Regions from separate parts of the Homo sapiens genome. Here region 2 is linked to region 1. Evidence: chromatin loops called from intact Hi-C (ENCODE). Cell type or tissue: thyroid gland. All regions are shown on one strand. Each heading gives the region's core, and the rest is flanking DNA. Links, peaks and the distances in the headings are about the cores only. Region 1 overlaps CNTNAP2 (contactin associated protein 2). Region 2 overlaps CNTNAP2 (contactin associated protein 2).

What was found. Peaks named below come from ENCODE experiments on the same cell type or tissue, not always from the same donor. Only the 100,000 strongest peaks of a DNase experiment are listed, where the experiment ranks them.
Region 2: a loop joins it to region 1, with 4 times the contacts of the local background. A loop is called at or near these places in 4 of 110 quality-filtered maps.

The regions. Positions count from the first base shown.
Region 1 is chr7:148,143,925-148,160,550 of GRCh38, reverse strand. CNTNAP2 (contactin associated protein 2) reads right to left here. Exons shown (of 24, transcript NM_014141.6): 17 at 12,842-13,060. Among named protein-coding and RNA genes, the nearest start is that of C7orf33, 440 kb to the left of the region's middle. In thyroid gland, for the core only: no CTCF peak of the experiment used is centred there; a DNase peak (open chromatin) is centred at 6,770.
Region 2 is chr7:147,537,314-147,553,939 of GRCh38, reverse strand. The region is part of intron 11 of CNTNAP2 (contactin associated protein 2); the gene reads right to left. Among named protein-coding and RNA genes, the nearest start is that of MIR548F4, 170 kb to the right of the region's middle. In thyroid gland, for the core only: a CTCF peak has its summit at 6,467; a DNase peak (open chromatin) is centred at 6,469.

The sequences.
Region 1 (16,626 bases), core at 4,347-9,346:
AAATCTAAGAGGAACATTTAAACAAAAGGATACAAACACCTGTACAAAAAATACCAGGTTATAACAGGAATATTAGCAACAACAAGAAGGCTAGCATAGTAGTTTGTTCATTTATTATCTTTTTTCTTTTTTTTTTTTTTAGAGTTAGGGTCTCGCTCTGTCCCCAGGCTGTAGTACAGTAGTGTGATCACGGCTCACTGCAGCTATGACCTCCTGGGTTCAAGCCATCCTTCTGCCTCAGCTCCAGGGTAGCTGAGACTATAGGCGCACATCATTATGCCTGGCTAGTGTAGTCATTTTCTCTTTCTTTTGAGACAGGGTCTTACTCTGTTACCCAGGCTGGAATGCAGTGACACAATTACGGCTCACTGCAGCCTAGACCTCCTGGGCTCAGGCGATCCTCTCACCTCAGCTTCCCAAGTAGCTGATATTACAGGTGTGTGCCACCACATCCAGCCAATTTTTGTATTTTTTGGTAGAGATGGGGTTTCACCATGTTGCCCGGGCTGGTCCTGAACTCCTGGGCACAAGAGATTTGCCTACCTCAGCCTTCCAAAGTGCTGGGATTACAGGCGTGAGCCACCGCGCCCAGCAGTGTGGTAGTTTTAAGAGCAGAGACAAAACTGTGAGATTTAAAAAAAAATGTCATAAGGAACAAAGATGGAAATTATATACTGGTACAAGGAACAATAAATCAAGAAGATCATGAACACATCTAACTAGCAAAATAGACTTCAATTACCCGAAGCTACCACTGATAGAACTATTGATAGAAATTCAGTAAATAAAGTTTAAAATTTATACTCAGAAACTGATAGGTCAAGCAGTGCTTAGTGAAATTAGGTACACACATACTCTATGACTCAGTAATTCTGGGGACACACAGAGGCACACACACACACAAGACGTCCTCACACAGGTGGCAGAGAATGCACATAAATATATTCCCTGGAGGGTTATTCGTGGTGGCAGAGTTGCAGAAAACCTAGGTATTCATCATTAGGGGATAGAATAAATGATGCGTGGTAAATACACATAATGGAGCACTATGCACATAGTATTCAGAGAACTACTCAAATAGATCTTAACAATGTAAGGCAGAGGGAAGAGAGTAAGAAACAGAATGGGATCTGTAGTACAATGCCACCCATATAAAGCATGGCACACAAGAGACAACACGAATTTCCACAATGATATGTATACTTTGAACAAATATATAGAGGGTGGGACTAGAAGACCATCCATAAAATACGTTTCAGTGGGTGTCGGCGATGGCGAGAGGGTGAAGCTGGCAATGGTGAAGAAAAAACGTAATAAAATGAAATTAAAATGAAAGAGGAACATTGTCAGGATGTGACAATAGGACCATGAAAGGAAGAGAGACCCACGCAATATCCTGCACATCAGGGGGCCTTGAAAACACGAAGGAGCAGAAACCAAACTGTGAGATAAAAACATGAGAGGGAAGCGTCTGATGGGAAACGACCCTGTTTATCTGAATGCGGAATACTAAAAGTGGGCCTCTTTTTTCTCACGCTCATAGTGTACTGTGGGAGGAACTATGGGGCTGCGAGGATCTATCCCTTCTTCAATATTTGTGTCATTGATACTAATTTATTTTATTACAATCTTTTTCTGTGGGACAGTTGCCATTTATTATCATGAAGTTTAGTTCAGTCCTTATCGGAAAGATAAAAAATCTGTATAAGAAATTATTTATTTGTTGAAAAACATTTTTCCATATTGATTGCAAAAGTGGTACCGTTACATTAAAATGTCTTCTCTGCATCAGACCATTCCAATTGCCATGAGGATGTTGGAAGAAAGACCAGAGTTCCTGAAGCATTTGGTCTTGTGACACATGAGAAGGTGAACCTTTAGTTTCTTAGGTTCAGAATGTTCACCGTAAAGTTTCTACCCATATAATATAGTTAACAGATTATCTTTTAGTTAGTTGGGAGCTCAAAAGACATTAAAAGTACACTGTTGATTTGATTATTTGGGAGCACATTTTAAAAAAAGCAAAAATTGTCCAGGCTTGGTGGCTCATGCCTCTAATCCTAGCACCTTGGGAAGCTGAGGCCAGCGGATCATGAGCTCGAGAGATCGAGGCCATCCTGGCCAACATGGTGAAATCCTATCTCTACTAAAAATACAAAAATTAGCTGGGTGTGGTGACGTGTGCCTGTAGTCCCAGCTACCTGGGAGGCCAAGGCAGGAGAATTGCTTGAACCCGGGAGGCGGAGGTTGCAGTGAGCCGAGATTGTGCCACTGCACTTCAGCCTGGTAACAGAGGGAGACTCTGTCTCAAAAAAAAAAAAAAAAAAAGCGCAAACATTGTACCTATCATCACTCACTTCCTATGGTAATGCTCTGACTGAAAGGTAGCTGGAATTGCAAAAGTCAATTAGTTTTGATCCCTAAAGGGCAAAGGGCAGAAAACATACATGGCAACTGTAAGTGGGAAGGGGCTATCCTTTGCCCTTTGTGGGGGTCGTAGGTGGAGATGGTTCTATTGAGAAGATAGCAGCCGACTGAGCGTGGTGGCCCAGCAGGTTCAGAAAAGAATAGAGGGCTGGTAACCCTTGTAGTGAACAACTGTGAAGGAGAAGGCATTTCTTGGAGGAGCTTCTATATTTTATTTGCATTTTTGCTTTGCATATGGTCGATTGATTTCAATGTAGTAATTTTTTTTGCTAGATTTTGTCCAGCAAATTAATTTACTCTTTAATGTATGGCAATGGTTTCTAATTACGACATCACTCCCTATTTCTATCCCAGAGAGAACCAAGAACTAGTTACAAAGGTTGGGGTAGAAACTCTGCATTAGGATTGCAGCCAGCATCACAGCTACCGCCAAACAGGCAAGACCCCAATTTGATATCAGGAAGACTGAAAACTATGCTCAGGCTCTAGACTGATTTGAAATGCTGTCTTCCATAATATGCTGACTTTCTCTGTGACTTTTTTTTTTTTTTTGCTGCTTCTGCTTCTGTCATGCTTGATTTCAGTCTGTGGTTCCCAGTAAAAAGATATTTCCCAAGATGGTAAATATCATCACATTTTGAGAAAAGAATTCTGGAGAAAGTTTATAAGGAAAAACCCTTCTTGCTTTGGAAAGGAGATGATCTAATTTTGAATATGGATATTAACCCAGAAAAATCACAATCACTTATTTATTCATCCAGATGTTTGCTCAGCAAATATTTATTGGGTAACCATTGACCAGTTGTTATTGGACCCTATCCTCCGTCTATGCTGTATGTAGCTTACGTTCTAGGGGGAGGACACATAAATAAACGTATTCATTTATTTCTGAATAATAATAATTTTCTGGGGTTTCAACACCCTCTAGAGGTTTCCCATTGGTTACTTGGTATATGCCCTATGTAAATGAAGAAGACGAAGTCAAGTGACAAAGTCATTTACTCAGTATGCACCCTATGTAAATGGCAAGGATGTTACTCAGTGTGTGGCATAAGTAAATGGAGAGGATGAAGTGAAGCTACACAGCCGTTCACCTTCCTGTCATTGCTGAAGCGTTCCCATTTGATTTAGTTCCAAGAAGTCAGCATGAATCTGCCTATCTTCCCTGCCTCCAGACCCTATTCTCCTGCCTCAGCTGCATTTGAGGGACAGTCTGGAGGTAGACTCACAGGGCTTACTATTGGATAGGAAGTGATGAGGGAAAGAGAAGAAAGAAAGGGAAGAAGGAAATCAAGGGTAACTCCAAATTTAGGGTGGATGGGTGGATTAGATGGTGATGCCACCTACTGAGATGGGGAGGGCTTTTGGAGGAACAAATTTCCAGGAGGCATCAAGAGTTGTTTCCCATCATGTTTATTCTAAGATGCCCATTTAATATCTAAGTTGAAACACAAAGTAGAAAGTAGGATAAGTGGATCTAGAGTTCCTGAGAGAAGAGAGGCCTGGAGATTTAAATTTGAGAGACATTGGCACAAATTATTATCAGAAGCCATTGGATGGTGGGCTGAATGAGATCATCCAAGACAATATTCGGATGAGAAGACAGGAAGGCTCTGTGACACTGCAATGCTTAGTGGTCAAGCGGAGGAAGGAGGGAATGCAGGAGAGACTAAGTGATGGCCAGCTTGGTAGGAAAAATAAGCAGGACAGCACACGGCTGTGGAATCTGTGGGAAGAAAGTATTTCAGGAAAGAGCGCAGGAGACATGCTGCTGAGAGAGTCTGCAAAGCCCCGAAGAATGTGTCTGAGACTTAGAGATCCATGCTGACTTTGACGACTTTATAAAAGCTTTACCAAAGGAACTCAAAACAAAACAAAACAAAAACAAAACATTATTTCCATGTCATAGAGACTGTCAAGTAAGAAGTCTCATTCCCTGAGAAGAGTGCTTTTGCATTAACTTCTCGTTAAACCAAACCCTTTGCGTTTGACAGTGGCCCTCTGCAGGCCTAGATCTTTGCCATGGCGACTTTATAATCTGCATAATACCAGCCAGGGCTGCCTGATGTCCAGCCTCACCACTGCCTGTCAACTTCAGTCTCTCCCATAGACTCCATAACTGGGAGAGTGCTCCACAAGGGGCCGGTATTGCACGTGGGGCCTGCAAATCTTCCTTGGGATGGATTCTCCTGCACGTTGTGGGAAGCTGTGGGAGCACCCAGTGTCACCGCACCTTTCCACATACCCTCTGGGCCACAGGGTCATCTCAGTCAGGGGACGCTGGTATAGACTGACCAAGAGGGCCTGAACTTTGCCTTCAGCTTGACTAAACTTTACATAGGACCCCTCCATTCCACCCTAGACCCCTGACCTCACTTTTTAAGAGCACTTACTTTAGAAAATTTGTTATTGTTAATTCTTTCTCTGCCCTTTTGAGATATAAATTTTTTAAAAAGCTGTTTGCCAGTTTTACAACCCAGGAATGGCTTTTTCAAAAACTTGGGAGTCATCTCTTTGAAATGGTAATTGTCAAGGAAAATAGCACCCTGTCTCCCCTCCACGGGAGGGTGGGAGCCTAACTCCAAGTTGTGAAAGTTTACTTTTCCTTTGGGTAGAGCCAATCAGCAAACACAGACACCCTATGATCCCTCCTATCCCAGCTTGTAAAAACTTTCCCATTGTATTTTAGTGAAATAAAAAAAACCAAAAAATCAAAATAAAGAAACAAAATTCTCCTGCCCTTAGCTGAAGTGGAGGCGAGCTCGACTGCATTCTGGCTTCTCTACCCTGTCGCAACAGCCCTGAATGAAGATCTTCCTTGCCTGTTCAACTTTGCCCAGTGCAATTTTTGCTTTGACAAGAGGAATGATTAAAGCGCTGAGTCTTTGGAGTCAGACTGTCTGGAACCAAATCCCATCTCTGTCTCTTCCTAAATGCACGACCTTCGGTAAGTCAACTAATCTTTAATGTGAGAATAAAACAAGAATTAGCAATGTTATCTATGTTATAGACTCGTGTGGACTCATTGAGGGGAAGCATGGGAAGCACTTGGCCCTGGGGTTCACCGGGGTGTCTCAGTCAGCATTCACGTGGTTGCTTTTGAGGCAGGTTTGCAGGAAACAGGGGCAGGCACACATTCTCTAGGTTATAATTCCTGCAATTTGAGATGTACATTTTTTTTTTTTTTGAGATGTGGTCTCACTCTGTCACCCAGGCTGGAGTGTAGTGGCACAATCTTGGCTCACTGTGACCTCTGCCCACTGGGTTCAAGCTATTCTCCTGCCTCAGCTTCCCAAGTAGCTGGGATTACAGGCACCCACCAGCATGCCTGAGTAATTTTTGTATCTTTAGTAAAGACAGAAATTCACCATGTTGGTCAGACTGGTCTCGAACTCCTGACCTCAGATGATCTGCCCGCCTTAGCATTCCAAAGTGCTGAAATTACAGGCGTGAGCCACCATGCCCGGCCTGAGTTGTACATCTTTTATTATCAATTTCTTAGATATGAGAAACAGCCATTTTATTCATACATAGATTTGGGTGAATTTCATTATTAGAATTCTATTTTTCTCCTTCACACACAAATGCGATTTTCTCTTTGGTCTCTCAATGATACTGCATTTCAGATGGCACTGGAATGATCCATTTGCAATTTTGGAATACAGAGAGTATGAGAAGCAGCTGACCAAACAAGCTGTATTTTAGAATTTGGGGAGGTTGGACTCAGAGAATGGTTATAACATTTCAGTCTGTAGTTGCTTATACGTCCATTTAATAAACCTCAACTCTTCCATAAACTCAGGTTGCCACCCAGGAGAAAAAAGTCTCCTGATAGACAAACTGTCAGAGGAAGAAGAGGCTGCGGGCTTCCCCACTCTCAGGTAGTCTCTGAGTCCTCCTGAAGACAGCGTGCCTTCCACTGAGTCTCAGTCAGGCTTTCTGCCCAACGCAAAAGAGCTTGAAGCACTGAGGGTGATTTTTCAACTCCTTTTTGGACTGCACAAAAGAGATGGTTCCCTTTAACCTCTAGAGAGATATCAGAAGAGGCCAGAGCCAAGTAAATTGAGCACGGACATTTGTCATGAGTTAAGATGACCTAGCCTCTGTCAAGGAGCCACTTAGGAGCTTGACTTCTTCCTGAAGCTGTCTGAAATGGCCTCCAGATCTTGTAACTCTGATCTCCTCCCTTAATGACTGCCAAGAGCAGTTGCATGCTCTGGCTAGTGTCTAGCTTGCTGCATGCTAACCCTGTCCTAGCTCCCTGACCTGAACAGCCTGCTTGGCTCCCCGCAGTGGTGTTTGCTTGCCAGCTCCTGGCCATGCCCTGGGCTGGCAGCCAGCCTCCCAGGCTGGGGGCCCAGCAGATATCTTGCCTTCTCCCACTCCTGCCGCTGCTATCAGCTGTCAGGGCTCCAAACTCCTTGTATGTCTCTGCCAAAGCTGGCTTTGCTCAATCCAGCCTGGCATTGTTCATGCTTAGACAATGACCATGAGCTTGTTTGCTTTCTCCACCGCCTAAGAAAAATCTGGCCCACGGACAGCCCAGGTCCGAACACCTGGGCTGGCTGAGGCTTCAGATCAACATGTGGCTTAAGTGCTTCTGCTGGGCCATCCAGGGAGCTCGTCATATGCTGGACACTCATTTTGGATCAAAAAATGGGAAAAGTTTCCTGCACTTTTCAGACAAATACCAGCAAGTGCTTTTTTTCTTTCTGTGTCTCTTAGTTTTTAAATGTATTTGTTACTTTTTGATTAAACCAGAATAATCTCTGGATTCTTACAACTTCCAAAAGACCTGTGTTAACCCTTTTGGGATGACAGCTTCTAATTATATTTTAGATGTGCAGTGAGGTGAACTGTGTCTTCTCTGTTTTTTTTTTTTTCGGTTACTTTGCAAAAGGACATGTGAGCCTGGCCTCGCTAATGACACCACCTTTGCAAAGATCACACAGCAAGAAAAGTCTAGCATGGCTGACTCCGTCCTGCTTCTAGCCTCACAGCCTGGCTGTCCCTGCTCCTTCCTGGGCATAGGTCAGGCTAAACTAACCATGGGAGGTATTTGGTTTAGAGTTTAGCTTTTTTTTTTTTTTTTTTTTTTTTTTTGAGACGGAGTCTTGCTCAGTCACCCAGGCTGGAGTGCAGTGGCGCGATCTCGGCTCACTGCAAGCTCCGCCTCCCGGGTTCATGCCATTCTTCTGCCTCAGCCTCCCGAGTAGCTGGGACTACAGGCGCCTGCCACTACACCTGGCTAATTTTTTTGTATTTTTAGTAGAGACGGGGTTTCACCGTGCTAGCCAGGATGGTCTCGATCTCCTGACTTCGTGATCCCCCCATCTCGGCCTCCCAAAGTGCTGGGATTACAGGCGTGAGCCGCCGTGCCCAGCTAGAGTTTAGCTTTAAAGCAAGGATGATAATTGTCCCTCCTTAAAACTGGTTCCCTCCTGGCTGGAAGATTGAAACTGCCTTTGTAAAACCAATGAAAGGCCATGAGATTAGAATTATGGGAGAGGCCTGAACTCTGTTAAAATGTAGGTGTAGTTTCTAGAATCCCTTAATGCTCAGGAGTCATGTGGCCGGAGGTCACAAGATTTGTGGCTTCCTCAGTTGCTTTTATAGATAACATCACTATTGTAGAACTTAAGATTGGTCTTTTGAGATTTTTTTTTCAGATTTTTGCATTCTGGAAACCACCTGCCTCCATCCAGACTTGGGACGCAGAACTCAACCAGTTCTGTGGCTGTCACCCTGAGGCAGACTCAGCACATGAGGACAATTTTCCACACCCCTATGATTCCATCTCCAACCAATCAGCAACACCCATTCCCTAGCCCCCTGCCCACCAAATTGTCCTTAAAAACCCTAGCCTCTGAGTCCTCAGAGAGGCTGATTTGAGTAATAACTCCAGTCCTTCTGCTTGGCTGTCCTTGTGTTAATTAAACGCTTTATTTACTGCAATAACATTGTCTCAGTGAATTTGGTTTACCTGTGTAGCGGGCAAGAAAAACCCTTCAGGCAATTACATTAACACAGGTTAGTGGGTGGAAGGTGGCCTTCTGTAGAGCTCTGTGTGCAAAGCCAAGAACTATTTGCAGTCTGTTTCAGCTTTAATTTGTATGAAAGCCCTTCCTTCCGGAACCTAGGTGGAGCTCTTGGGCCATTCTGTCACATATCTTAGCTGTTGCAGGGATGCTGGTGTGATGTTTTCAGATGAACTTCTGATTTCTTGGCTGACTGTGAAAAAATCCTTGGGCCTTAGTTTGCTGCTCTGTGGCCTCTGCAGGTAAGCTGAGGACTAGCAGAATAATTCTGAATATTGAGGGACATCTCTGCATGTGAGCTTTCCTGTAGGGTTGGTGAGTGGAAGTGATCACATTTCAAGTCAATATTTCAAGAAAGAAGTAATGAGCCCATTGAAAGAGGCTTCTTTAAGAGAAGGGTAACTATTACATGGAGGAAGAAGAAAATAAAGGGAATAAAAGGTAAAGGATAGTAAAGGAAAAAGAAACTCACATTTAATGAGAATGGACCTGCTGGGCATAGTGGCTCATGCCTGTAATCCCAGCACTTTGAGAGGCTGAGGCGGGCAGATCACTTGAGGTCAGGGGTCTGAGACCAGCCTGGCCAACATGGTGAAACCCTTTCTGTACAAAATTAGCCAGTCACGGTGGCACATGCCTGTAATCCCAGCTACACAGGAGGCCGAGAGAGGAGAATCACTTGAACCTGGGAGGCAGAGGTTGCAGTGAGCTGAGATCACGCCACTTTACTCCAGCCTGGATGACAGAGAAAGACCCTGTCTCAAATACTACTACTACTACTATTATTAATAATAATGATAATAATTATGGGCCCTAGGCGAGGCACTCTCCTGAGTGCTTAGCATGGAATATCTCATTTAATACTGTGGTGTAGGAGCTGTATTCCTAATTAACACAGAAATATTAAGCAATTTGTCAGTGGTTTCTCAATTGGCAAGAGGCAGAGGTGGTAGTCAAAGACCATATTGTTAACCACACACCATTGTGAGAAGACTGACCACTTGGCAACCCTGGTATTGTTCAATCATTACCAAGCATGTAATAAAAAATGTCTAATATTGGAAGAGGCCAGGCATGGTGGCTCATGCCTGTAATTCCGGCCCTTTGGGAGGCTGAGGTGGAAGGATCACTTGATCCCAGGAGTTTGAGATCAGCCTGGGCAACATAGGGAGACCTCATGCCAGGCATGGTGGCATGAGCCTATAGTCCCAGCGACTTGGGGACTGAGGTGGGAGGATCCCTTGAGCCTGGGAGGTTGAGGCTGCAGTAAGCCACGATCATGCCACTGTACTCCAGCCTGGGCAACAGAACAAGACTCCATGTAAAACAAACAAACAAACAAACAAAACATAGAAATAGAAGATACTCAGAGAGGGAAGATGGTAATAGTTGGTCAAGAAAATGCTTTTATATTAGAGGTGAACTGAGACTAACACCTAAGTCCCTAAATTCTAACTGAATAGTTTGGAGATAAGTGGCTCCAGAAATTCATAGCTGTTGAACTAGGTGTTAGTTTTAGAGTCTTGTTTTTTTTTTCTGAGACAGAGTCTCACTCTATCTCCCACGCTGGAGTACAGTGGCGCGATCTCGGCTCACTGCAAGCTCTGCCTCCCGGGTTCACACCATTCTCCTGCCTCAGCCTCCTGAGTAGCTGGGACTACAGGCACCCACCACCATGCCTGGCTAATTTTTTGTATTTTTAGTAGAGATGGGGTTTCACCGTGTTAGCCAGGATGGTCAGGATCTCCTGACCTCGTGATCCGCCTGCCTCAGCCTCCCAAAGTGCTGGGATTACGGGCGTGAGCCACTGCGCCCAGCCCTAATTTTTGTATTTTTAAATAGAGACAGGGTTTCACTATGTTGGCCAGGATGGTCTTGAACTCCTGAACTCATGATCCGCCTGCCTCGGCCTCCCAAATTGCTGGGATTATAGGCGTGAGCCACCGTGGCCGTCCTTTTTTTTTTTTTTTTTTTTTTTTTTTTGTAACAACCCCTCTCACTTCACCTGAGGTAGACTTCTATTGCCGAACAATATTTCACAAATTGGCTAAAGTAGCTCATATCTGAGAGATGTGCCTTGTGCCTCCCTTTAAGGTGACAGGAATTAGAAACTGGGACTAGAGACTATTTTCTAGTCAAAAGAAATTGCTGACTCATCACGTCAGCCTCCTGTTCTGAAATTTCTGTTTCTGCGGTCATCAATGGTTTTACAATTGCTAAATTAAAACAACACAGGCCAGGAGTGGTGGCTCATGCCTGTAATCCCAGCATTTTGGGAGGCTGAGGTGGGTGGATCACCTGAGGTCAGGAGTTTGAGACCAGCCTGGCCAACATGGTGAAACCCCTTCTCTACTAAAAATACAAAAATTTGCTGGGCATACTGGCATGCACCTGTAGTCCCAGCTGCTCAGGAGGCTGAGGCAGGAGAATCACCTGAACCCAGGAGGTGGAGGTTGCAGTGAGTCGTGAGTTGAGAACACACCATTGCACTCCAGCCTGGCCACAGGATGAGACTCCATCTCAAAACACACACACACGCACATTTCTAGCCTTATTTTACTCATGGTGCTTGATATTATTTGCCATTACCTTTTTAATCAAATCCTCCTCCTCTTGTGACATTACTCTCTCCTAATTTTCCTTATTTCTATTCCTCTTCATTCTTCCTGAGATATTCTTTTTCTGTTTATCCCTTATATTCCATGGTTCTGTAGAATTCTGATCTCAGGCCCTTGCTCTTTTCTTAAGTTATTATTGGGTCACCTTCTTTAAGTGAATTGATGTTCCTTCCAAGACCATAATAAATACTCTTCCATCTCTTCATTTTACAACCTTACTAGGTCTTCAAAATTCTTACACACAGCCACAGTTAGCCAACAGAAAGGAACAAAACTAAAGTTGGACTTCTATATCCAGGGGCAGGGTCAAAAAAACGAGAAGTTGAGTCAAGTAGGGTCACCTGTTATGATGAAAACCAGATAGAATCTACCCAGCATGTTCAGAATTAACAGTATTTAGGAAGAAACTTGTCCTAGCTAATCTGGGCCACACATGTTGATGAAGTGAAATTTCTTCACTGTGCTCAGCAGGGATCAATGGACCTGATATTTAGCTAATTAAAAAATAATGTGTAATTTTGTGATCTATAACTTGAGGGAAGGATTTGGAAAGGGCTGATTTCCAGTTGTAATTAGGAAATACTTTATTTCTAAATCTATAACTCTTTTATAGCCCCAGCTGATGTGGTTGTTAAAAGTCAGTCTCACTTTCAAAGCTCATTGACCCACACCTTTGTTTTGTAGTTGGCCGACATCACACAAAATGAATGGAGATCTAATTTTACCTTTCCTTTAATGACATTCTACCGCTCTTCAAGCTTCCCAACACAACTATGAAAGACACTGTGGGGACTCTGCCCCTTGTTAAAATTAACTGGCTCTCAGTGAGGCTGTAACGTAGGGTGGAGCCCAAGTGGCAGGTGTTATGAATATGAACAGCAACCAAGTCACATTCTTATCTTGCTTTGTCTGAGACTTCCACAGTTGACTGCACTGATCAATTGACCCCCTAGAGAGGGGTCTAAGATGATGCATCCACAAAGTCCTTCAAACTCACTTCTTTATTTCATTCAACAGAGGAAAAGTTGCTAATTTCCTAACATATGAATATTCTCAAAAACAAAATTTAAAATTCAACTAGCCATGGGAAGCAGGTATGAATTTGAAGTAATTTTAGGTTCATCTGAAATATGTCAGTAGCAGAAAGACAGGTGAAAAAGATTAGACTGGGTGTCTGGATCCACTTCTTGCATAGGTAGTTTAACTTTTTGATCTGTTTAAATTTCTTTTTTGTACTGATCTTTTTTCCTATGTCAGGAAAAGTCTAAATCTTTCTCTGCCTAGAACCTTGAGAATAGGCAAGAAAGGAATGGCTTTATATTTATCATTTCAAAAAAATCTGAACTTAGCCCATTTCCTCCCTCCCTCCCTCCCTCTCTCCCTTCCTTCCTTCCTTCCTTCCTTTCCTTCCACACAGTTACAAGTGCCCCAAATGATCAAATAACTTTATACACTTCTAAAACCATAAACCTAAAATTGCAGATATTAGAGAGACCTGAGAGATGTCTCAGCCTGCACTCTGATTTTATAGCTGAGGACAGTGAGCTCCCAAGAGTGGAAGTGGAACGAGATCTAGGTCTCCTGAAACTTCTTCCTTATTCCATTCTGTCTTGAAGGAGACTACAAGAGGCCAACACCTTTACTTTTGGAAGGATCTCTATATCAAACCTTGCATAGGCTGATTTTTTTTTTTTTTTGTATTGTGCAGGCTCTTAAAAATCAACAGAGGGAAGCCATGGTTACCTTTCCATTACTTACCCACAAATAACTGGCTGTAGAGCTCCAGGCGGGTGTGGCCTTCTGTTGGGGCCTTGCGGATCTGCTGCGGTAGCCGGTCCACCTGTAGGCTGGCCTGCTTGACATTCCTCTCTGCAGTGACCCGGTGCCACTGGTCATCGTTGAGAGGGGTTGGTGACCTCACTACAATCTCTACTGGCCCATTTCCCACATCAAATGAAAAGGACACTTCTGTGGCAGCTGGAGGAGCAGAAAGCATGAAAAACATGAGTATTTTTCTCCCAGATACCAAATAGCAGTAAATTCTAGACGACAAACAAAGCAGGGAGAGGAAAAATCATCTAAGCCTGTCACGTCCTACAAAGGTCGATGGCAAAATCAATGGAAGAAGGATAAAATGTCAATCATTAACCATTAATAACCAAGGGTGTTTTGGGGGGTCTATGTGTCAGGTATATATTTATTTCCTTATTTAATTTTAGAAGCCTTCCAAGATGTGACCATCATTGACCCTCTCCAGATAAGGAGACTGAAGTCTGGAGAAGTTAGCGCATGTTGAGTGTCTTAGATTCAGTAAGTTAGTGGAGTCACGAACTGAACCAAGGTTTGTCAGATTTCAGAGCCTGATATCTTCTAATTCCACATACAATTTACCTTTTCAGTAAGTAGCTCCTTGGGAAGTGATTCATAGTCACCTGGAGATCTCTTGAAACACCTGTGTCCAGAGATTTGGACTCAGTTGGTCAAGAGTTGGCACTGGTATTTTAAAAAAACTCCCCAGGAAATGTTAACACATAGCTAGAGTTGAGAGCTACTGCTTTGGGGGAATTTATGAAACTTGATTTCATTGATCTTTATACTCTTTTGAAAGTTGGGGACCCTTGAATTGTTGGTGTAATGAGGGTAACCTATTGTTGGTGTAATGACGGTGACCTATTGTTGGTGTAATGAGGGTAACCTATTGTTGGTGTAATGAGGGTGACCTATTGTTGGTGTAATGAGGGTGACCTACATTTTATGACCACCTGTGCCTACCTGAAAGGTAGCACAACATTTCTGGAGAATAATCCCTGTCGTACATCGTCTGTTGCAAACCTTGGTTATTCCCCATCTGGGTTGTAGGCTCCTTCTCATAACCTACCCTCTAGCACTGACCACAAATTCTTTTTTTTAGAGATCACCTCCAAATCAACCTTCCTCTGCAATTAGTCACCTCTCAACAATTGGCAAATGGATTGGGTGGTTGCTTTATTAACTTTAGCTATAAGTAGCTTTCTAATTTCACATTTTATATTTTATGTTAAGTTCCTCAGTGACCACCTAGTGCTTTATAAACAAGCTTTTTAAATGTATATTTTTTCTTGTGATTGACAGGAGAGGCAGCCTCAGGCTGAAGCAGCACACACGTCTTCAGCTCCCTTAGGCTGGGTGAATTCTTCTCAACATTAAAGATGTGGCACACCAGTGCCTAACTTTGCTTATAAAGATATTCAGCCCCTCTGTCCATCAATAAGCTTTCCACCTAATCTCTAAGCAGTTTAATTAAATATCTGTCATTTTTTTTTCCTGGGCTAATGGAAAATTCAGCTTCTTTTGGCTGGTACCATTTTAAGACGATGTCACAAGCAATCAAACTTCTAATTTAGAAACCATGGTGGGCCAGATTCTCTCAGGACCTAGACTGTTCCCTGCCTCTGTGTTGGGCCCCTTGGAAAGCTGCATTAACTTTATTGAGCTACAGGGATATTAGACACAGAGCTCAATTTAATCAACCTAATTGTACCAAGGAATTTTGATCCTTCATGTCGTTAGCGAGAGAACTTTCATTTCAACACCTGTGGTCATTGGACACACACTTCAGAAAAATATCTCATCTAAATTAGAAGCCCCTGCCTCCAGGGGTCATTGGGACTGGATTGAACTTGCAGGCCAGTGACCTCCATCAAGGTTTCCATGGAAGTATGATCAGAATGCAGGAAGATGATAATATGACCCACAGGCTGTGTGATCTTTCTCTGTAGTTCTGATACAGCAGATGAGGAAAAAGTAGCCTTGGTTTCAGATTAAATCTGTTCTGTTCTCATAACACTGTATTTTAGCAGGAGCATTTTTTAAATGTAAGTTGTCAGAACAGCAAGAGAACGAGGGTTCCTGGGCTAAGTAGGAAAGATTGTTTCATTTTAAAGGCATCAACTGCCATCAAGGAAATAGAATTTAGGGATAAATTGAGTTTAACCCTAAGGTTTGACTCGTAGGGATAAATGCTGTTCTAATTTCCTCTGTGATTCTCCTACTGCTATGATGAATTCGTGTCCAGGTCTTCAAACTGTCACTACTTGGAAAAACTCTGAGTGCCAGAAGTCGCTAGAAAATATCTATACTTTTTGCTTGTCCCAATAGATCCCCTATTTCTTCACCGTCACCTTAACATCAATATTTTATTCTGGAGAAGGGAAGAAAGTTGCCAGGACGATGCCGTAGCTCAGAGCCTCTCACCCTAATGGGATACAGTAAGAGGGACTCAAGGCCAAAGGACCCCACGAGCAACTTTCTTCCCAAACAGCCTCCATTCAGGCTCTGCTGGAGAAATATTTATGAAGTCAGCACATTCCACACCCCTTCCGTTGCTTCCTCAGGAAGGATCTGAAAGACCCACTGTGAGAGCCAAGGAAAGGGCTCTTTTTTCTCAGCCACTCAATGTCAGCTTCCCTGACATTGCTGCGGGAAGCCTTTGAGAAATCCCATCCCCCAGTCAGACAGCCAGTGTGTTTTAAAAGCTTCTAAGTTCAGTTTGTGGCTGATTGCTCTTGGTCTTCTGGGTGAGAGCAACTGACATTTTAAAAGAGATAATTATAGAGAGAGTGAGCGAATAAAAGGGAGACAGCATAAAAGACACTTGAGCCAATGACACTGTCCTCGCTTAATGTGTGTCTCCAGTTGGAGACTGAAGTGTTGCCCTGTTTCTGCCTGTGAAAAAGGAATTTCTTATATACCGAACAAATTCTCATTTCCAGAAATAAGTATTTGAGAATTGGATGCATATAGCCTGGCTCATTGGAAAGAACACTGTGCCAAACATGAATGGTTGCCTTTCCATGAGTATCAAGAACTGGGAAGGGTCTGAGACTTTACCCCACTTGCAGGCTAACAAGTTAGCCATGGTTTGATGATGCTGGCAGAACCATAGTTTAACATGGCCACAGTCTGATGATGCTGGCAGAAGACATGAAACTCCTGGGTCAGAGACAAAGGACTTCTTTACTCACAACACAGCAGGCAGCCTGAGCTTCCCGTTCACATTGCTTTCCCTTGCAGGGGAATGCAGGGCATCCCAGGTGGATGCTGCACATGCAATAAGTTTGCTTCACAGCTGAGGGACCCTGGACTTAGGAAACCCCAATCTTTTTACAGTAGCTACTAGCAAACTTGCTCAATTTCTGCCCCGGAGAGTGACATTATATTTCTTACTCTGGCCATGAAATAAATCTACCCTCTGTCCCAGAGGAAGACACTATCTGTATCTTCCAAGGCTGTTAGCTATACACACATCCTTAAAAAAGGTATAAACAAAGCTGTCAATGCTTCTTGCTCAGAAGGCAGGCAAAAGTGGAAGAGACCCATGGAGATTTTTCTCCCAATAATTAGTCACTTTCCCTTTTTTCTTTGTGAGCTAACCGGATTTTGCCCTGGAATCTCTGTGTTTCCAGAGTCTTGCACTTTGCATAAGGACAGCCCTACCCAAGGCCCACAGGATGGATCTGGATTTAATGAAGGCAAAGATGGCAATTCCAGGCTCCTTGCCAGCT
Region 2 (16,626 bases), core at 4,525-9,524, 610 kb after region 1:
CCTAGGCTGGAGTGCAATGACGCGATCTCGGCTCACTGAAACCTCCACCTCCCGGGTTCAAGCGATTCTCCTGCCTTGGTAGCTGGGATTACAGGCACGCGCCAGCATGCCTGGCTAATTTTTGTGCTTTTAGTAGAGACAGGGTTTCACCATGTTGGCCAGACTGGTCTCTTACACCTGACCTTGGCCCTCCCAAAGTGCTGGGATTACAGGCGCAAACCACCACCTCAGCCCCTTTCTTATTGCTAATTATTTTAGGAACACCTACTAATGTGGTAGTAGTATCTAACACTATACCTTGCCCTAGGAAGAAAAAAGTAAAAAAGTCATAAATCCTAGCTCTGGGGAATTTGCTATGTAATACATGGGGCAGGCATGTTAACTAAATAATATATATAATTTGTTAGATGTTATAAAAGATTATAAAACAAAGTACTCAGAGACTTTAGAAAAATAAACTGGATAAGTTGATTTAGGACAGTTTGGAAATACTTTATTTGTGAAGTGGTTTTATGCTAAGTCTTATAGGATGAATAGGAGGTTGCAAGGAAGACAAGAGAAGGACTTTCCTTACACTTCCTCCCCAGAACCATGTGATTCCATGCTTGTCCTGAGATCATTTAATGGTTTTCTCCATTTACCTCCTCTCTTTTTTCCATTGGCTGCATCTTCTCTATTCATCTGCACTGGTCTCTGCGATCTTAGATTCAAGGGCAGGTAGACACGTGCTACATGCTAGTCCCGTTTCCCTGTCCAATCTAGGGGAACTCCTGCTTCTTCACCACTTACACCTTAGCCCCTCAAGTCAGAATGTTATCACTGCTGTCTCACCTTCAAGAATGTCACTGATACCTACCCTGGGCTTTCACTACGTTCTCATTCTCTAGGAGTTTAGTAGACATTGTCATTGTTGGCTGACTCCTCATGGAAACATTCTTCTCTTCATTTCTGTGCCCTTAGCTTGTATTTCTTTTTGCCTCTTGACTGTCCTATCCTGTGTCTTGCACTGTCATTTTTCTTCTGCTGGCCTGGAGAGAGAGCTATTCTTCAAGGGCTCTGTCACTGCCATCTGCTCAAAGCAATTATTTAATAGTTAACTTGTCTAGGATTGCTCACCTAGAAAAAGGCAGAGCCAGGATTTGAACACAGGAATTCTGGCTACAGGGTCCTAACACTTGTTTAAACATTGTGCTGAATTGTTTCTACTGATATTATGGAGGAAGAAGGCGTATTTTATTCTCATTGTTGAAGGACAGTGTGGAGAAAAGTGAGGGATGTGATTCACTAAGGAAATGACTCTTGGAAGTGTAGATTTTTCTTATTTATATCTCTGTGTGTGTGTGTGTGTGTGTGTGTGTGTGTGTGTGTTGAGGAAAGTAAAATGGAGTAAAGAAATTCAAATTCTCCATTTGTTTTTAGCTAAACAAATCACAGTTAAATGAAAAATCAGATTTTTAAATTAAAAAGTGTTAATTCTAAATGCAAACTTTAGTCATTTAAAGTCATTCTATGATTCAAATAATAAAAAGATAGCTACGTTTGTATACTAATTTACAGCTTTAAAATGTTTTACTGTAATTTATGGAATTCAATGAATGAGGCAATAGGACTGATTTTTAATTGTTAAATAAAGCCTTTTAAATTTAATGAAAAAATAAACCATTAAAAAATGTGAGCTTCAAAATTTGAAAATGAAACAGGCCGTTTCCCATAGCAGAAAGAATTGTGTTTAAACTCGCATATAACTCAAATAAAAAACAAACAAAATACACCGCCCAAAACTGAAGGCCATAGAAGGACACAGTGGGAAGACTTTTAGATCAAGAATCAGAACTCCTTTTTGTGACTTGGTTCTGTAACTTACAGTCCATATGACTTGGATTATTTGCCACTTAAATTTTCTGAGTATAAATTTTCTCATAAAAATGAGGAATTTGATGGGATATTCAAGTTTTACTTTGGCCAAGCACTCTAAGTTAATAGTTTATGGTGCATATTTCAAAAGGCCATAATAATCTGAATGTCTTTGCTAAGCCTTTATAATTTCTTGTCCATTATTTAAGTATTGATGTAGTAATGAAGACATTATTGGTGATTTCAGAGCTCTTCAGTCAGAGTTAAAAGAAGATTCAAATATAGATAATCCTGTTAAGAAATAGAGAACACCCATCGATGAATACAAGTTGAGAGTCTTTTTTCAAACCGAAACAGCAACAAGATATTAGCATCCTTGAGAGTCTACTGTTAAAACCAATGCAGCAACAAGATATTAGCATCTGATTTAGGTTCAGGATAAGGAACTTCCCAGGCAGTGGCTTTCTCCAACTTCTTTTGAGATATGAGGATTATATAAATGTAGGCTTGTTTTATAATAGGACAGGTTTCAAAAATATCAGACTATTGCTATGATTGCTAAATGTGGCTTACATTGCTTGAGATTCTGTTAAAGTCATCTCAGAATCAGAATCAAATAATGAAATTGCTAGTCTTCAAAGTAAGCCCCTTCAGTAGAGATTAAGGAGTCAATAACTTCAGCATTCCTTACACAATCAAGGACCAGAGAAGTAATAATATTTTCAAATATTCCAGAATCTTAAAGCATCTGCCAAAATCTAGGCACATAGAAACTGCTGCATTAAACTATTCGCACTGTAATGAAAGTTTTTGTGATCTTTATTCTGACTTTATTGATCCTATTTACAGCAGACAGCATGAGAAGAAAAACAATTTATTACCACCTGCTAGAATAGTTGAACCTGATAATGATATACCTGAGCTAACAGGAGAAACCTATACTGTTTGTCTTCTAATTTAAGAAAACAAGAAAGCCTACATATTTCTGGATAATGTTTACCTTAATGCACATAAGAACCATATCATAATTTTTGCTACATCCATACCTGATAGCACAGTGCCTGGTGTATGCAAGTTAGTCAGTGAAAGCTCACTGAATATTTAAATTCTATGGGAATAGTATTTTTTATGGATACTATCTCCTTACCCAGTATTTTCAGATAAATTTATGATTTCTTACAGCATTGTGGTTTAAGTACACACACAAACGTATATACTATATCTATATGTACATATAGTACATATATTTTCACAGAACAATTTTTTTCACTTCTGCCTTTACTTGTTAGTTTACCTGCTATATAATATCTGTTGTGGTTATTTGGGGAACAAGATCGTTTCAGAAGGTGCTGGCCCAGCTCTACAGTTGCCTGGCATTGTCTTTCCTCAGTGGCCAGAGGCAAAGCAAATGAACTTGACATTGCTGCTGAGGGACTGCTCCTCTCCCCACATCAGCCCCTTCCCTTTTTCTTCACTTCAGTTTGAGACTTTCTTCCACTCATGCTCAGTGTATTTAGTCCATTCTCATGCTGCTAATAAAGACATATGAGACTGGGTAATTTATAAAGGAAATAGTTTAATGGACTCCCAGTTCCACATAGCTGGGGAGGCCTCACAATCATGGTGGAAGATGAAGGAAGAGCAAAGGCATATCTTACATGGTGGCAGGCAAGAGAGATTGTGCAGGGGAACTCCTATTTATAAAACAATCAGATCTCATGAGACTTATTCACTACCACAAGAACAGCATGGTGGAAACCACCCCATGATTCAATCATTTCCACCTGGCCCTGCCCTTGACATATGGGGATTATTACAATTTAAGGTGAGATTTGGGTGGGGACACAGTCAAACCATATCACTCAGCTCTCTCAAAAAAGAGAACCCCACTGAAAAATAATTAACAAATCCCAAATATATTTTTCCACCGGGAATTTCAATCATGATCAAATTGAGTGATTTTTTCCAAGGCATTTATGTTGTTAAAAGTGGAAGAATAAAGTCATATTTGCTAAGGATCTGCAGTACTCATTTCTCATTATATAGTGCAACTTCTAAATCCTTCTATGAAAATTGTGATATTCCCCCCTCAGAGAAAATTTCCATAAAAGAAAAATTTTTATCAAACAATTATATGATCATTGACATTCTAATAAAAATAATGTATTGCTTTATACAGCATGTGCAACCAAATAATTCAAATATAATGCGTGTGTTATTTAAATAAATAGCTCTGATTCCAGGGTGTATGTGATAAGAAATGGGGGAAGAAAAGAAGACATGGTGTGGATAATTAACTCCTCTATGTAGATTACATATTACTATATCAGACACATCGAGCCCACTGCTTCAAATCCCTTGACTCATCCCTTATACCAGAACTGCTGTGGTGACTACTTTTTATAGACCTCAGCAGGATTTGCCATGGGAGGCATTGGTCTTACCATATCTGTCAAGTATATGGGTTCCCCTTTACTTCAAAGAATGGCTGTGACCTGGTCACTTAAAGCTCCGCAGGTTAGAAGTCCAGTTGTCTCTGTTTGCAGATGACATGATTTTATATTTAGAAAACCCCATCATCTCAGCCCCAAAACATCTTGAACTGATAAGCAACTTCAGCAAAATCTCAGGATACAAAATCAATGTGCAAAAATCACAAGAATTCCTTTACACCAACAATAGGTAAGCAGAGAGCCAAATCATGAATGAACTCCCACTCACAATTACTACAAAGAGAATAAAAACCTAGGAATACAACTTACAAGGGACGTGAAGGACCTCTTCAAGGAGAACTACAAACCATTGCTCAAGAAAATAAGACAGGACATCAACAAATGGAAAAACATTTCATCCTCACGGAGAGGAAGAATCATTATCATGAAAATGGCCATACTGCCCAAAGTAATTTATAGATTCAATACTATTCCCATCAAACTACCATTGACATTCTTCACAGAATTATAAATGTTTAAAATTTCATATGGAATCAAAGAAGACCCCAAATAGCCAAGACAATCCTAAGTAAAAAGAACAAAGGTGGAGGCATCATGCTATCTGACTTCAAACTATACTACAAGGCTACAGTAACCAAAAGAGCATGTACTGGTACCGAAACAGACATATAGACCAATGGAACAGAACAGAGACCTCAGAAATAACACCATACATCTACAAGCATCTGCTCTTTGACAAATGCGACAAAAACAAGCAATGGGGAAACGATCTCCTATTCAGTAAATGGTCCTGGGAAAATTGGCTAGCCATATGCAGAAAACTGAAACTGGACCCCTTCCTTACACCTTATACAGAATTATCTCAAGATGGACTAAAGACTTAAATTTAAAACCCAAAATCATAAAAACCCTAGAAGAAAACCTATGCAATACCATTCAGGACATAGGCATGGGCAGAGACTTCATGACAAAAATGTCAAAAGCAATTGCAACAAAAGCCAAAGTTGACAAATGGGATCTAATTAAACTGAAGAGCGTCTGCACAGCAAAAGGAACTATCATCAGAGTGAACAGGCAACCTACAGAATGGGAGAAAATTTTTGGAATCTACCCATCTGACAAAGGTCTAATATCCAGAATTTACAAGGAACTTAAACATATTTATAAGAAAAAATCAAACAACCCCATCAAAAAGTGGGCAAATAATATGAACAGACACTTTTCAAAAGAAGACATTTAGGCTCCCAACAAACATATGAAAAAAAGCTCAAATTCACTGATCGTCAGAGAAATGCAAATCTAAACCACAATGAGACACCATCTCACACCAGTCAGAATGGCGATTATTAAAAAGTCAGAAAACAATAGATGCTGGTGAGGCTGTGGAGAAATAGGAACACTTTCACACTGTTGGTAGGAATGAAAATTAGTTCAACCCTTGTGGAAGACAGTGTGGCAATTCCTCAAGGATCTAGAACCAGAAACACCATTTGACTCAGCAGTCCCATTACTGGGTACATACCCAAAGTATTATAAATCATTCTATTATAAAGACACATGCACACATGTTTACTGCAGCACTATTTACAATAGCAAAGACATAGAACCAACCAAAATGCCCATCAGTGATAGACTGGATAAAGAAAATGTGGCACTATACACCATGGAATACTACACAGCCATAAAAAGGAATGAGATTATGTCCTTTTCAGGGACATAGATGAAGCTGGAAGCCATCATCCTTAGCAAACTAACACAGGAAAAGAAAACCCAACACCGCATGTTCTCACTCATAAGTGAGAGTTGAATATTGAGAACACATGGACACGGAGAGGGGAACAACACACACCAGGGCCTGTTGGGGTGTGTGGGGTGCAGGGAGGGAACTTAGAGGATAGGTCAATAGGTACAGCAAACCACCATGGCACACGTAGACCTATGTAACAAACCTGCATGTTCTGCACATGTATCCCGTTGTTGTTGTGTGTGTGTGTGTGTGTGTTTAGAAGAAATAAAGACAAAACAAAAAAACAAAAATAAAAACAAAAACAAAGCTCCTCATGCCAGTGGACCATCAAGCAAAGAAAGGAGTTACTACTGTTCTGGCAAAGGTAGCTTATCTGAATGAGCTGAGGAGACAGCGCTGCTGCCCCCTAGCAGGCAGGGAGAAGAATGTCTGGAGCCCAGGGGATTGAATGTAATACCTGTTGCTGCTTCTGTGCTCAGTGTTAATGGTGATTAAGCAACCGCAGCATTAGTGGCTGGTGAAGAGCAAGGTAACTAAGGACCTAGATCTCCAGGAGATGAAAGTCTGGGTCACTGCATCAGTCAAGCAACCAGCTGAAATACTGGCTTAGGATGAGTTGAAGGAAAGGATAAATAATATCAATTATTGCCTTGGATTCAGCTGTAATACAGGGATTATCACTTATTCTGCCAATCTTTTGTATTGAAACTTTGCAGAGATTGAAGATGACTTTATGACAGATTAGACTTGAGAGAAGACATGAGCAAGTCTCAGTTCTGCAAGGGGTGGGCTGTATCAGACACTTCTTGTATACTAATTTATATCCTTTTGGCCCCACCTCTTACTGCAGCCACTGCTGTGGTAACCAATGTCTCCTAGGTTTTGATTAGCTAATCACAGATACAGCATCTGCCCTGTTCCTCTTGCTTCTTGCCCTGAGGGTTTCATTGATACTGCAGAGCAGGGTTAGTCTCAGAAATTGATGTGGCCTCATGCATGCATATGCCAAAAATCTGGTAAAGTCAATGCCCTTGGAGTCACTCGAACAAAGGGGATGAGAATCAGTTTCATCCATGTGTACTCCTGGGCAGAAAGATCTGCGATGTGTTTCAGAGGTTTCCTCAGGGAGCTGCCCTGGGACTGAAAACCTGACTCAACTGACCACAGTCAACTTGACAATGCACTGTTGTATTGGCTTTTCTCCTTTCCCTGTACACTGGCTTCACCCAAGCTCCAAGGGGTCACACAAATCATATTGAGTATTTAACTGTAATAAAGCATTTGTCCTAGGCTAAGAAATTATGATGCACAAGTACATATCTACTTTTTTTAATCCTCAAAAGATGGTGTTACAATAACTAAGTAAACGGTCTTAGTTGTGGGCATGTCCCTTGATGTTCACTTTTCCAGAAGATTGTTCTATACTCAGCACTCATCTAGCATAGAGTAGGCACTTGATAAACAGCTTTTAATGAATTAATATATAAGTAATATAAACTGTTATTAAACAGTAAGTAACTTCACTCTATCTGAATAAAATTATTAATAGTTCCATTTTCTTTTTTTCCTGCTGATCTTTACCATACCAACATGATAATGTGTACATAAATATGCAATTGCACACATTGACAGAATTTTACAGTAGTGTTCTTTAATGAATCATACCTCCTCTCATCTGTGCTCTTGTCAGGGCCCTCCCACCATGATTCTGGGTCTGATCATATGGCTTGTTTTGATTAAAGAGACATTAGCAAATGTGATTTGATTAGTCTGTTCTCATGATGTTAATAAAGATATACCTGAGACTGGGTAATTTATAAAAGAAGGAGGTTTAATTGACTCACTGTTCCACATGGCTGGGGAGGCTTCACAATCATGGCGGAAGGTGAAAGTCACATCTTACATGGCGGCAGGCAAGAGAGAATGAGACCCAAGTGAAAGGGGAAACCCCTTATAAAACCATCAGATCTTGGAGACTTATTCACTACCACGAGAATAGTATAGGGGAAATTGTCTCCCATGATTCAATTATTTCCCACTGGGTCCCTCTACAACACGTGGGAATTATGGGAGCTACAATTTAAGGTGAGATTTGGGTGGGGACACAGTCAAATCATATCAGTGATGCAACCTTAGGTTTTAAAAGTTGCTTTTCAAACCTATGTGAAGAAAGCTGGGCTGGCTTGCTGGCAGCATATGGCCCAGCTGAGGAACAGACTAACCATCAGACTTGTGTGGAAGGACATGGACATCACAGACTGCCCAGCCCCAGGCAAGCTGTCATTTGACTACAGCTGCATGAATTACCCTATGGAAGACTAGCAAAGAATTATTCAGAAGAGCCTATCTCAGACTGATAACCTATTCGAATCATGGGTAAATAAAGTGATTGTTGTTTTAAGCACTTAATTTTTAGGGAGGCTTGTTAGATTGCAATAGATAACTAACACAGACAACTCACATACACACAGTTGTGTTGGCTTACATTTTTTTTCTAAAATGGTATCATACTAACCAAATTTACTCAATTATTGCCCACTGAAGGTTTTCACTTTGTGTCTAGTTTTTGCTACTACCAAAATGCTGAAAGTAAACATCACTAAAGTTCTGGTTTCAGTAGACAAATTTCTGAGTGAGGAGTTAGGGCTTGTATTGTTGAGCACAAAAGGCATCGTGCCCAGGGCCCACAAGATGTTAGGGATTCAGGGAATATTTTTATCTTAAAAATTTAAGAAAAAGTAAATCCAGTAATAATAAATTCAGTTTGACTTATATTCCTCTTTACACCAACACAATCATAAAATATATTTTCTGTCTGTATATGTATACATACATATATATGTCTATGAGTACGTGTATGTGTGTGTGTGTATTATCAGTTCATTCTCATGCTGCTAATAAAGACAAACTCGAGACTGAGTAATTTATAAAGGAAAGAGGTTTAATGGACTCACAGTTCCACATGGCTAGGGAGGCTCACAATCATGGGGAAAGATAAAGGAAGAGCAAAGAGACATCTTACATGGTGGCAGGCAAGAGAGAATGAGAGCCAAGCAAAACCGGACACCCCTTATAAAACCATCAGATCTCGTGAGACTTATTCACTACCACGAGAACAGTATGGGGGAACTGCCCCCATGATTCAATTGTCTCCCACCAGGTCCCTCCCACAACACATGGGAATTATGGGAGTTACAATTCAAGATGAGATTTGGGTGGGCACACAGCCAAATCTTATCACATATATATATAATATTAATAGAGAAAGAAGACAACACAGGCACAAGTTTCTAGGGCCCATGAAAGTCATGCTGTGGCCCTGGAAAGAGGACTTGCATTTTTTTTTTATTGGAATAGATATTTCAAAATTGTTTTCTGAAAGCCTATAACAATTTTCATTTTTGCCAGAAATAAATGAAAGTACCCTTTTAACTCATCCCCACCAACAGTAGTTATTATCACTTTTAATTTTTTGCCACTCTGATGGATGTGAAGTGAGAGCTTCATTGCTACTTAATTTGCATTTCTCTCATTACCAGGAGCCTGAAATTTTTTTTTGGAAGTCTGGGGCCATTGAAATGTGCTCTTCTGTGGGCTTCTGAGTCATCATTCTTTGCATAATTTATATTTCTAAGAGCAGTTTGTATGTGCCATAACTGTTGCAAACATAATTTGCCAATTTAGTATGTGGAGAACAACATTATATGTTGTACATTTACACACAAAAGTTTCAGATTTTTACAGATCTCTGATGGCTTTGGTAATAGGTTACCTCAAAGCCTCATTTGTACATGTAGTCTTCTGTATTTTCTTCCAGTTTGGAAACACTTATATTTAAAGATTTAATCCCTCTAGAATAAATATTCCATGACATGAAGAATATTTATAAATTGTTTTGTTTAAAACAGGTAGCTTTGTGTTTAAAACTAATAAATAATAACAATTGTTTGCTATCATAAACCTACAGAAAAGATATGGTGAATTGAACATAGAATGGGAAGACAAGAGGTTACTTAGCCTCTCTGAAATTAGTTTCCATTATAAAAAGAGGGAATTGAGTTAAATCATGGGTTTTCAAATGGAGCGTATGGAATCCTGAGGCTCGCCATGGTTCTTTGGAGATTTACAGAAATGAGAGATGGATATACCCAAACAGTGAGGGTTAAGCTTCATATAAATTCTGTCAATTACTGGCTTATTACATGCATCAAGATCACGCCTATGGTTTTATTTGAGGGGGTAGAAGTGCTTGGGAATAAAACATAAAAACTCTGAATTAGATAATCTTCATGTCCTTATTATAGAGTTGTTCAGAATAAGAATGAGAATGCAAAACAGAACAAACAAAGGAAAGTAGGAAAAAACTTTCACATTAATCTTCATAGAAATAGTATAAGGTAGGTGTCATTTTTGGGAGCAGGCCCCTCAAAATCTGGCCATAAACTGGCCCCAAAACTGGCCATAAATAAAATCTCTGCAGCACTGTAACATGTTCATAATGGCCCTAACACCCATGCTGGAAGGTTGTGGGTTTACCAGAATGAAGGCAAGGAACACTTAGCCCGCCCAGGGCAGAAAACCGCTTAAAGGCATTCTTAAGTCACAAACAATAGCATGAGCTATCTGTGCCTTAAGGATAAGTTCCTGCTGCAGTTAACTAGCCCATCCTATTCCTTTAATTCAACCCATCCCTTTGTTTCCCATGAGGGATACTTTTAGTTAATTTAATATCTATAGAAACAATGCTAATGACTGGTTTGCTGTTAATAAATATGTGGGTAAATCCCTGTTCGGGGCTCTCAGCTCTGAAGGCTGTGAGACCCCTGATTTCCCACTTCACACCTCTATATTTCTGTGTGTGTGTCTTTAATTCCTCTAGCACTGCTGGGTTAGGGTCTCCCCAGCTGAGCTGGTCTCAGCATATCATTATCCCCAAAGGAAAATCTAGGTTTTCTGGAGCTTGAATTTAATGTCATTTTGGAATCTCTCTTTAAGAAAAGATTGAAATATTTAAATACAAATACATATGTAGGTCTGAACATGGGCACTGGGAGTGCACTTGAAAATTATTCCTACACTAGATGCCTAGCAATATGTGACAATATAGAGAAATAACTTCAGAGCACATAAATATTGTCACTAAACACAAATTTATGGATCTCAACTTTCCCTTAGCATGACACCAAACCTGTTCAAGGTTTCTCCAAAGATCTTCACCATGTGATGGAAGAAAGTCATACTGAAAGAGACAGAGCTCTTAGCTAGTCACAGTTAAGGTATCTTAACATTGTAAACTTAACATAAGCATATGACTATGTGAACATATATGCCCTACACAAATAAAAGGCCCTGAAGCTTAAGTCCCAATAGCTTCTCAGTTAACTTCCTCCGATTATTCCCAGCTTGCAAATAAAGATGCTAAGTCTCAGGGAGATTTAGTAATTTGCCAAAGTCACACAGCTAGTCCGTAAATGAAGTCTTGGATTTCAACAGGTGCTCTGCCTGCCCAGGTGATGTCACTTCTGCTGTCCAGTACAAACTCTTACTTTCTTATTTGCTTTTTTTTTGGAGCTTTTTTTTTTTTACCACTGAACAATCCAAATGTCTCCCTGAACAAATTCTTCATTTAAAAAAGAAGAAAGGAAAAGGATATCACTTTAAATGGTGAAGTGTGTGGTAGGTGAGGAGGCACTTACATGATAAGTGGAGAGTTTAGTTAATTAGATTATTATAGCATTGGACTGTAGCCACTGTGTCCGGCAACTCTAATTAGACATCAATGCTGCAATAAGCCTATTTTGAAAATTAAGATATAATTGGAAAAACACGTGATAGTCATCTTCTCACCCTTAGAATTTCAAAGCACATATGGACCTGAACTACCTGAAATTCTGAAAAAGCTTCATAAGGAGATGATGTGCCACTGGCTCTCATTTATAGGCATGTCTGTTATCTGGGCCAAAACTGTATATCCTGCTTGCATTTTTTATTACCCAAAAAGTTGCTCGATGATTTCACCTAAATCGCTAATGATTAAGTGGGGCACATATATAAACTATCCAGCATTGCTCCATTTCTTTTCCCTTAGTGAACACGGAAAGATCAAACTCATTTTAATCATTAAACATAATATGAGAAGGTTAAAAATGCTCTTTTAAATAGTTCTATGCATTCCATGATCAAATAGAAATATATTGAGTGTAACCAAAGTTTTGAATAATTCATGACCTGCTCAACCTTACCTTACAGGGTACGATTTAAAATTGACCACATTGATTTTATTGCCCAGTATACAGTGAGATCTCATTTATCTGACATCATTTGGGAGCGAGTTGTTCATAGAACCACAGAATTTTAGAATTTGAGAAGACCTCGGAGAGCATGTGATCTATCTCCCTCACTGTAACTACTTATATTACGACAACAACAACAACAGCTGTTTGAGCTCTTCCTATGTGTCATATTCTATGCTGAGTGTTTTGTAAGTGTTGTGCCTTCTGTTTGTCACAGTAATCCTATGAGGAAGGTATTATTCTTTCCATTTTCAAAGGAGGAAAGTGAGGCTTAGAGCAATTAAAGTAACAGAAGGCTATGGAGCTTGAAAGTAATGGAATAGAATGAGATTTGAGCCTATAGCCCCTGTTCCTAGCCACTGCATTATACTAAGAGTCAAAGATATCATATGGCTTACTCACTCAAAGTCACTCACTAATTTAGTGTCAATTACCAGACCAGAATTTGGGTGTTCTAACTGTTACCATCTTCCCCCTATATCGTATACATTTTTAAAAGAAGTAGATGTTAAACATAAATGGAGTTTTCCTTGCTATAAGCACTAAAACTCATTTTATTTTAAGTATCTTTAGTGGAAATCATTCTAAGTTATTGCAGTTTTCTGCCTCCTTCATCATATTACATTAAATATAATTGCTATTTCTTGCTGACTCAGGTTTCAAAATTACCTACATCAATCACTGGATTACGCTGCACCAATCTGACACCTTTACCAAATGATCTCAGAAAATTTTGTTTCATTAACTTGTTTCTTTTTTTTTTGAGACAGAGTCTTGCTCTGTCACCAGGCTGGATTGCAGTGGCACCATCTCGGCTCATTGCGACCTCCAACTCCCCGGTTCAAGCGATTCTTTTGCCTCAGCCTGCCAAGTAGCTGGGATTACAGGCACGTGCCACCATGCCCAGCTTATTTTTACATTTTTAGTAGAGATGGAGTTTCACCATGTTGGCCAGGATGCTCTCGATCTCCTGACCTTGTGATCTGCCCTCCTTGTTTCCCTTTTTATAAGTAGTGAATCCTTGCAATATATTGTTACTGGAGATGTCATGTTGCATTGTGCAAATTCTAATTGCTCTTCTTGTATCCTAATGCACAGAAATATAACTTACTCTTTATATCTGTCATAGGTTAGGAAACAATATAGGCAGACTTGTTTAAATTGGGAGTTTGAATAACTAAACAGAACAAATGTGACCTCTGGGTTAGAGGTGACTTTCTTTGGAGGTATTAAGCTGCATTCTGAAAAATGAAGTGGAGGCAGACAGAAGAGTCCAGGGGAAGTGCTGTGAAAGTAGAAGGAAAGAGATGTGTAAAGGATGGAGGTAAGAGTGTGATGTTCTGGGGGGTCTGGAGTGACACTCAGAGTGACTGGAGTCCAGATTTCAAGAGGAGCAAGTAGGAGCTGATGAGACTGCAGACAATCAGGGACCAGGTCTTCAAAGAACTGATGCTTTAACTGAAGGACTTTGATTAAGTCTCAAAGTAATGCAGAACATTTGAAGGAGTGTAAAGAAGCAGAATGAGATGATCAAATTTTATTACTAATTTCCTTTGTCTGGTATCAGCCTAGACATGAGAGAGTTAACAGTGGAATCAGGAATAGCAATTATAGAGAGGATCAAATTTTATTACGAATTTCCTTTGGCTGGTATGAGCCTGGACATGAGAGAGTTAACAGTAGAGTCAGAAAGAGCAGTTATAAAGCCATCACATGGTCTTGAAATACGATCCTCTCAGTAGAAGTCAGTATCCTCATTTCTGTAATAACAAAGAAAGAATGAACAATTCCTAAAAATGCTTCCAGCTCTAAAATTCTGTATTCCCTGATTCTTTGGGTTGTGATTATTCCTGACACCATGGTCCATAGTATGCAAAGAAATAAAAGTTTTTGACTTGGTGTAGGGATCTCAGTCTCTACTTGATTACACCTGGGAGTTGATAGTGTCACTACATTGGCATCTGACATTTATTTTCCTGGTCTGAACAAATGTAAAGGTTTGTGATGATGGGGTAAAAACACAACACAATTCAGCTTTCAAGAATCTCAATTTGTTTAGTAGTCCAGTAATATTCTCAGACTATCCTAGTGGCTTCTCCAGAAGGTACTAGTGAGTGGATAGCGTCACTGTCTAAGTGCCTGGACTTTGAAGCCAAAATAGTTTGGCTCTGGATGACTCTTCTGTTTATGAGCTTTGGAAGTATCAGCACATCACTTAACCTTTAGTGTCCCAGTTCCATTATCTGTAGAAGGGGAATAGCACTATAATGTATCTCATAGAGTTTTGTGAGGAATGAACATTTAGAGAGTCTTGTACTTATTGAGTGCTGTGTAAGTACCAGGTCTCATTATGCTAGCTATTATCTTCCCAAGGACCATTACTCTGGAAATGAAAGAGATATGGAGAATACTAAAGATAAATGGGAATTTAGCTCACATTTTTGATATATGTATATATATGTGTGTATATATATATTCTTTTGAAATAAGAACCTATTGGCTTATTAATTCAGACCTAACTTATGAACATTCTAAAATCAGAACTGTCTAGATAACCTAAAAACAACATTAAGCCCAAAGCTGGCATCATTCAGCCCCTGTATAAGCTGTTATATTAAGAGACACCTCACTATCTTGGAATAAACAGAGTTTCAAAGAGTACTGACGGTTCAAAAATTTTTTTCTTACATTGAGCTGAAAACACACTCCCTGGAGCATCTTACTAGGGGTCCTAATGCTTTTCTCCCTTAACAATAAGCCTTTAATTGATGAAACTAAGTAGAGAAAAAAAGTTAAAATACTCAGGAAAAAAAACTGGCATAAACATGATATCAGGCCTTTTAGTTGAGGATTATTGAATTTGTTTTTATTGTGTTCCCTGGGAAACATCCAAACTACAGGTGGCTCTATGAAAATTTCAAAGATAGGAGGGATTTTTTTTTATATATATAATCTCACTCTGTTTCCCAGGCTGGAGTACAGTGGCATGATCACAGCTCATTGCAGCCTTGACCTCCTGGGCTCAAGCGATCCTCCTGCCTCAGCCTCCCGAGTAGTTGGGACTATAGATGCGTGCCACCTCATGGGCTAAGTTTTTATTTTTTTGTAGAAGGGGGTCTCACTATGTTTCCCAGACTGGTCTTGAACTCCTGGCTTCAAGTGATCCTTCCTCCTTGGCCTTCCAAAGAGTTGGAATTACAGGCGTGAGTCACTGCACTTGGCCTAATGTGTTTTTTGTTGTTGTTTGTTTTACTAATTGTTTAACAGGGCTACTATCACTCTAGGAGACAGTTGGAAATAGTATTAAAAAGATGTACCCTTCAAATAATTGTCTGCAATAGAAGAAATTTTCATTCACCAACAACCACATTTGATTCAACATTCTTAAAAGATTGCTTGATTTTTTGGCCACCTTGACTTAGATTTTCTTATACCGATGAACGTTTAGTTTCTTCTGTCTTAAATTTGACTTGCATCACTGTGAGGAGTAAGTTTATTAAAAAGCTTCATGGAGTTCATGAAAACATTTGTTCAGAAGGTTAGAATCAAACAGTCACCACTAACTCAGCTTCCTGGGAGATTTTTAGTGGTCTGTAAATAAATGTTTTTTCAAATTCACATCAGAAGAAATAAAATAAATAGAGATAATATATTCAAGGAATCTTTAGTTAACATCCAGCATGTGCTACATGCATTTTTAGGTACTATAAGGAAAAATGCACAAAACTTAAAAATAGCCCTTTTTGTCAGCACATTTTACATAGATCCATTTTCAGAGTCAAAATATAAACACCTGAATCAGTACAAACCTTTATAACATGGATTTCTGGACCCTTGTTATATGAAGGCATATGATAAAAGATGTGCGTTTCTTTGAAAATGGTTAGATTTTTCATTTTAATTTTTAATGGGCTGAAAAGTCCACATGATCTAGATTATCACCCTGTAATTAAGTCACGCTTATATTGTGTTAGCATTGGAGATTTCTTTAGTAAGAAGCTACAACTTTTTTTTTTTAAGGTTCTTTAAGAAAAAATGACAGAGATGGCCTTTGTAGGTAAGTAAGGCCCCACTATTACATATTGCATTTGATAGTAGCCAATACCACATTTACATTGAGAATAGGTACTTTACTTTAGCAAAATATTACATGTCACATTAAATTAATGTTGATCATTTGGAATGAATGAATTTTGTTATTCAGTTTGAATATAATTTTTAAGTTTGTTTTCTTTTACGATTATATAAGAGTTCCAAGCATACAGATTTATTCATAGCT